Linked DNA regions of Homo sapiens: region 2 is linked to region 1. A link is an interaction called in ENCODE POLR2A ChIA-PET data of the cell type or tissue named here. Cell type or tissue: Caco-2. All regions are shown on one strand. Each heading gives the region's core, and the rest is flanking DNA. Links, peaks and the distances in the headings are about the cores only. Region 1 overlaps PLEKHH1 (pleckstrin homology, MyTH4 and FERM domain containing H1). Region 2 holds the start of PLEK2 (pleckstrin 2).

What was found. Peaks named below come from ENCODE experiments on the same cell type or tissue, not always from the same donor. Only the 100,000 strongest peaks of a DNase experiment are listed, where the experiment ranks them.
Region 2: POLR2A ChIA-PET joins it to region 1 with 7 read pairs; 5 of 35 experiments call an interaction of 5 or more read pairs at or near these places.

What each region holds. Positions count from the first base shown.
Region 1 is chr14:67,540,700-67,543,505 of GRCh38, reverse strand. It overlaps PLEKHH1 (pleckstrin homology, MyTH4 and FERM domain containing H1), which reads right to left. Exons shown (of 29, transcript NM_020715.3): 2 at 1,513-1,672. The coding sequence starts at 1,638. It also overlaps a transcript of GPHN not described here. Among named protein-coding and RNA genes, the nearest start is that of PLEKHH1, 8.8 kb to the right of the region's middle. RefSeq lists an enhancer at 1,231-1,290. In Caco-2, for the core only: no CTCF peak of the experiment used is centred there; a DNase peak (open chromatin) is centred at 1,505; H3K4me3 peaks cover 1,273 bases.
Region 2 is chr14:67,411,206-67,414,011 of GRCh38, reverse strand. It overlaps PLEK2 (pleckstrin 2), which reads left to right and starts at 1,847. Exons shown (of 9, transcript NM_016445.3): 1 at 1,847-1,994. The coding sequence starts at 1,953. It also overlaps a transcript of GPHN not described here. In Caco-2, for the core only: no CTCF peak of the experiment used is centred there; DNase peaks (open chromatin) are centred at 1,741 and 2,088; H3K4me3 peaks cover 1,454 bases.

The DNA of each region.
Region 1 (2,806 bases), core at 285-2,784:
TGGTTCTGGCCAAACGGTTCTGACCACACTTTGAGAATCACTGTCTAAGGTCTGCTGCCCTTTCCTGATGTATATTCATTCCTTTCTATCGGCAGTACCTGGCAGTACCCTGCACATCTCTGTTTTGCAAAGTCTGAGTTAGGAGACAACAATGTCAACAGACCCAAGGTTCAAGAGTTCTAGTCCAGACTAGTCCAGGACCACTCCCCTTAGCCATGGTGATGCCACTGATTTGTCCTGCTGGACTCCAGCTATCAATAAAACAGGTCATCCATTTGGGCTTTACTAATTGAGACTTTGACATTCTTTGGAGAGGTGTGAGCTGAATTTTCCCTTTGTACTTATGAAAGAAGGGTTTGCTAAGCAGATGGATACTATAAACAAAACTATACATATAATGATTGATTCACTTAATTTTAAGTGCAGGTCTTCACTCTCTAGATGGGTTATGCTCCAGAATGCCTCTGAAAGTTAGCAGTTTAGAATGTATCTTCCAGCTGAGCGCAGTGGCTCATGTCTGTAATCCCAGCACTTTGAGAGGCTGAGGTGATCACCTGAGGCGAGGATCACCTGAGGTTGGGAGTTCGAGACCAGCCTGACCAACATGGAGAAACCACGTCTCTACTAATAACACAAAATTAGCCGGGCGTGGTGGTGCATGCCTGTAGTCCCAGCTACTCCGGAGGCTGAGGCAGGAGAATCGCTTGAGCCCAGGAGGCGGAGATTGTGGCGAGCTGCGATGGCGCCATTGCACTCCAGCCTGGGCAACAAGAGCGAAACTCCATCTCAATAAATGAATAAATAAAATAAAATAAAATAAAATAAAATAGAATGTTATCTTCCCACAGAAACATTAGGAAAGGTGGTCAGTTTCCCAGACCAGCCCACCCAAACCTGTAAATAAAATAATTATTCCCATTTAAGACCTATTCTATGTCAGGACCTTTACATATGTGATCTGATATAATTCTCAAAATAACTCTTAGAAGTAGACATTTGTGTTTTTTTGCCTTAGAGGTGAAGGGACTTGCCCAGGGTCATCTAGCCAGTAAGTGGCAGAGCCAAGTTAGGTCTGGCTCCAAAGCCTGTGTCCTTGTTACCAGGAAAGCAGAACACCTCCTGTAGCTCATTTATTTAACAAAGGGTGAGAGGAAGGGTAGAGATTTCTGTTTTCTCCCGAAACACCGTCCTTCCCCACACTGAGAAAGAAACGTTAAGGGAATAATAGAACCTCTCCGCTGCAGCCACAGGTGACTCCGGAAGTGATGGGGGACCGAGAAGATTGGCAGCATGTCTTTGGTGTGCCTTAATGAGCGAGCAAAGACGCAAGCAAGATAACAGCTTAGTAAACTGCTCGGACTTTGGTCTTAAACTACCTTGGGTTTCATTTTGCATATGGGGAAAAGCATCTTACTGAAAGTTGACTTTCCGCAACTCTCCCTCTCTCACACGGCCCTCCCTGCCATAAACCTCTGCGTGTGGAGAGGCAGCTCCCTGCTCTGAGGGACTCACCTTGTCAGCCAGCAGCTCCCTTATCTTGCTGGCCTGTAGGCGGAACCGGAAAAGCTGAGTTTCCAGGGTCAGGCAGCGTTTCTGCCAGTCTACGCTGGCCGGCGCCTCCACCTTGAGTTCTGCCATGATGGAATCGACTTCTGGATTATTCTGGGGAGCCCTAAGAACCAGCATGCAGAAAGAGGAAAAGATAAATAAGCGTGTGAGGAAGAGTTCTGTGGGGAAAGAACGGGAGGGGACCAAAGGACAGAGAAAACAGGGCTGGGGAAGAGAAAACAGGGCTGGGGAAGAGAATTGGTCACTGATCCCCAGGGCCCCTCCCTGCCTTCCTCAGCTCAGTGTGTCCCGCTCCATTGTAAGTTAGCTGAGAGCCTCAGGAAACCGCGAAACCTGAGAAACCTTAAGGAGAACCTAGTCTCATTTGGACAGAAGTGAAAAGTAGGGCTCATTTGTTTTTCAATTATCCATTATTCACACAACAAACTTATCCATTAAACAGCTACTTATATGCCTGACCCTGTGCTCTGCACTGGAGATGCAAACAGAACTAAGAGAAATTCCTTGTCTTTGTGTTTTTCAAGGAACTCTTAGGAAAATCTAATTACAATGTAGTCATAGTTGCCAAGTGACTTGCAGATAAATGGGAATGGGAGCTGGGAAAAGTGGGAGGGATGTGTTTAGGGAAGGCTTAAAGTGGGTAACAGATGCATCCAAGGTCACATAGCTAATTAGAGGCAGAACCCCGGTTCCCAGTTTATTTCTTATTCTATTTCATCTATATAAAATGTTAGATGAGAAAAAAATGGAAACAAAATATAATGCTTTGAATGTCTTTGACAATCTTCTATTTAGATGGGATTGTGTCCATTGTTATCATCGAATCATCCATCCCACTTTGGAATAGATTCTCACCATTTCCTTCAGGTTCTAAGATGCAAACCAGAAAACTGCTAGATATTTTGCTGCAACCTCTGGAGAAAGCCACAAGTCTTTGGGAAAAAAATTTGTACAAATTCAGAACAAATCAAGTAGACACCTATAGTATGTCCAGCCAGGGGAATTCACTCAGATGCCTTCTGGACATATTTAGAGAAAAAACACTGGATGCAGGATGAGAAAAGGAAGAAGGATGCATGAGTGTGCATGAGAGAGAGGGATACAGGCAGAGCAAGCAGGAGAGAATGCCTGGGAGACACATCCATCATCAGGATTTTTCAAATCCCCCTTATAGGGCATTATGATGAATGATGCTTCCCAAAAAGTATAAATTTGGTCTGTCCCAAACCATGACACA
Region 2 (2,806 bases), core at 243-2,742, 130 kb after region 1:
CAGCTAGGTTTCAGAGCTGGGACAATTCCTTAGGAGGCAAGAGTATTTGCAATGCCCTGGAGCTGCATAACCTTGGGCAAGTTATTTAACTACTTGGATTCAGTTTCCTTGACTGGAAAATGACATAATAAACACCTCATGGGGTTGTTGTACTTTAGATAAAACCTAGCACCTACTACTACAGGCCTGGCTTCAGAAGGTGACCAGCTGATGTTCATTCTGAATTGGAATGGAAGCCCCACTGCTTTGGGGCTTCCTGGGAAGTCTGAAGGCCAGTTAGTGCAGAAGGCTAGAGTGGGCCATTGGGCTGGCACGCAGTGACCCAGACCCTGCGAGTTTTCCTTGGGGCTGGCAGGTGGGAGTGGGGTTGGGGGGATGTAATATGTCTACTACAGACATGTAGAAGCAACACTGTGTCAAGAGCTCCAGGGCAGGGACTGGCCTGGGAGCTGGCTTCAGTCTGGTTCTGAAAGGCACCCCCCGCCTTCCACAAGCTGGTTCACCTTCTTCCTCTCTAGAGCCTTCTCTTCCCTTACAGGCATCTGAGGGCCTTTCCCATGCCTGGTGAAGAGTCCTGACAGGGCCCTTCAAACTGGAGCACAAATAATATGGACCGGCCCCATGACTCATGCCCACAATCCCAGCACTTTGGGAGGCTGAGGCAGGAGGACTGCTTGAGCCCAGGAGTTCGAGACCAGTCTGGACAATATAGTGAGACCCTGTCTCTATAAATAAAAATAAATTTTAAAAAAATGTGTGACTGTGTTCTAAGGATTGTTAGACAGAATCAGTACTATTTGACTGAGTTTCCTTCTGTTCCAGGCTCCAATATGGCCTGATAGAACATTGTTGTTGATCCTATCTATTTAAAATGTTAGCATTTTGTTCATCGTGGATTTTTTGACATTAATTTTGATTTTAAAAAATGCATTAAAATATTATTTTTCTAGGTCTTACACGGTGGCTCTTGCCTGTAATCCCAGCACTTTGGGAAGCCCAGGCCGGAGGATTGCTTGAGGCCAGGAATCAAGACCAGCCTGGGCAACATAGCAACACCCTATCTCTACGAAAAATAAAAATAAACCAGCCAGGCATGGTGGTGCACTCCTGTAGTCCTAGCTACTTGGGGAGCTGAGGCAGGAGGATCTTAAGCCCAGAGTTTAAGGCTGCAGTGAGCTATGATCACACCACTGCACTCCAGCCTGGGTGACAGAGAAAGACCCTGTCTCAAAAAACAAACAAAAAACCCCAAAAAACCAATCATCTCTCTCTATATATAATTTGTCTAGGTTACTGGACTCCTTGGTGCCCCCTTAAATTTTGTCCTTAATGATGGAATTTTCGGCTTCATCTTTTTTGAGGGAGCGGGGTATATCCTGCGGACAGGGGGCCCTGCAAACTGTGCCTGCCGCCTTAAAACTGTGACCTTCCTGTTACTGAGAGGTCTTCTCTGCCCCCATCAGAGGCCAGGATAAAATTCCCATACCAGTTTCGGCTCACCCACTGTCCCATCTCCTACTTGCAATGAGCTCAGGAATGGCTCCAAATCCTGGAGTCCTGTCGGTTATGTTCAATTCGATAAGCGTTCCTCGAGGGCAATGCGCTAAGTGCCCGGGAAGCACCTGGCGAAGGACGCTGAGCAGAGAGACTGGAACAGTGAGGGGCGCGGGGCGCACCTGGATGGGGCGGGGTTGGCCGCTCTGTACCTGGAGGACCAACCACCGACCCTGGAGCACCTTTGGGTGGAAACGTCACGTCAGAAATCCCGACTTGGTCTGACTTCCTGCCCCGGGGCCTCAGGCTCTGGACACGCGCCAGGGAGGCGTCGCCCTGCCGCGTCGGAGCTGCTTCCTGGGCGCCGTGGGCGCGGACTGCGCGGGCTGCGCGGGTGCCGAGGAGCGCGAGGCGCGGGGAAGGCGCACCTGGGGTGGCCCTGGCGTGCGGGCGGCGACATGGAGGACGGCGTGCTCAAGGAGGGCTTCCTGGTCAAGAGGGTGAGTGCGCGTCGAGCTTCGGGACATTGCCCGGGTGGGGCCCCGCCGACGCGGCTCCCTAGAGCGGGGCCAGACGCGCGCCCCGGAACGGGCATGCTCTGGTTCCCATCCCCAACCCCCATGGTGGGACCGGGCCGCCTGTGGCCCTGATGGGCAGAGCTGCATGTCCGAGGGGACGCGGGGTAAGCGGTGGCTCAGCGCACAGGCAAGGAGGAGAATCCCACTTGGTTAGCGCAGTATGGAGTCGGGGCAGGGGTACTGAAGCGTGTGTCTTAATTAAAACTTGTTAAAATATTATGAATGGTATGATATTTAAATAATATTTACTAAGATAATATAGGCGTGCTCTGTAATTTACAACCTGTGAAGGAGGAATGCTACTATGTGTCTTAAGCACTTACTGTTGGCCAGCCCTGGATATTGTCTCATGTCATCCTCCCAGCAGCCCTGCTTTCATCAAGGGGGAAAACGAAGCCCAGAGGAGTTAGGGAACTTGCTCGGGGCGGTGAAGGCAGTGGGTGGTGGAGCCAGGATCGGGATCAGACCCACTCAGGTTGACCCAAACCTTTACTGCCTCCCCAGTGCCATACACGGTGGGTACTGACATCACTCTATTACAGACGGGGAAACTGAGGACCAGAAAGATGAAGTAGCTTGCCCAGAGCTCCAGAGCCAGTAATAGCTGGGACAGGAACTGCATGTTCTGACCTCCCCTCCTCAGTCCTTCCCCACCACCCCAGGTGGCCCAGGGCAAACGAGTGCAAACAAAAACTCAGTGCCTGGGATTATGGTAGAAGATGAACAAAAGAGCA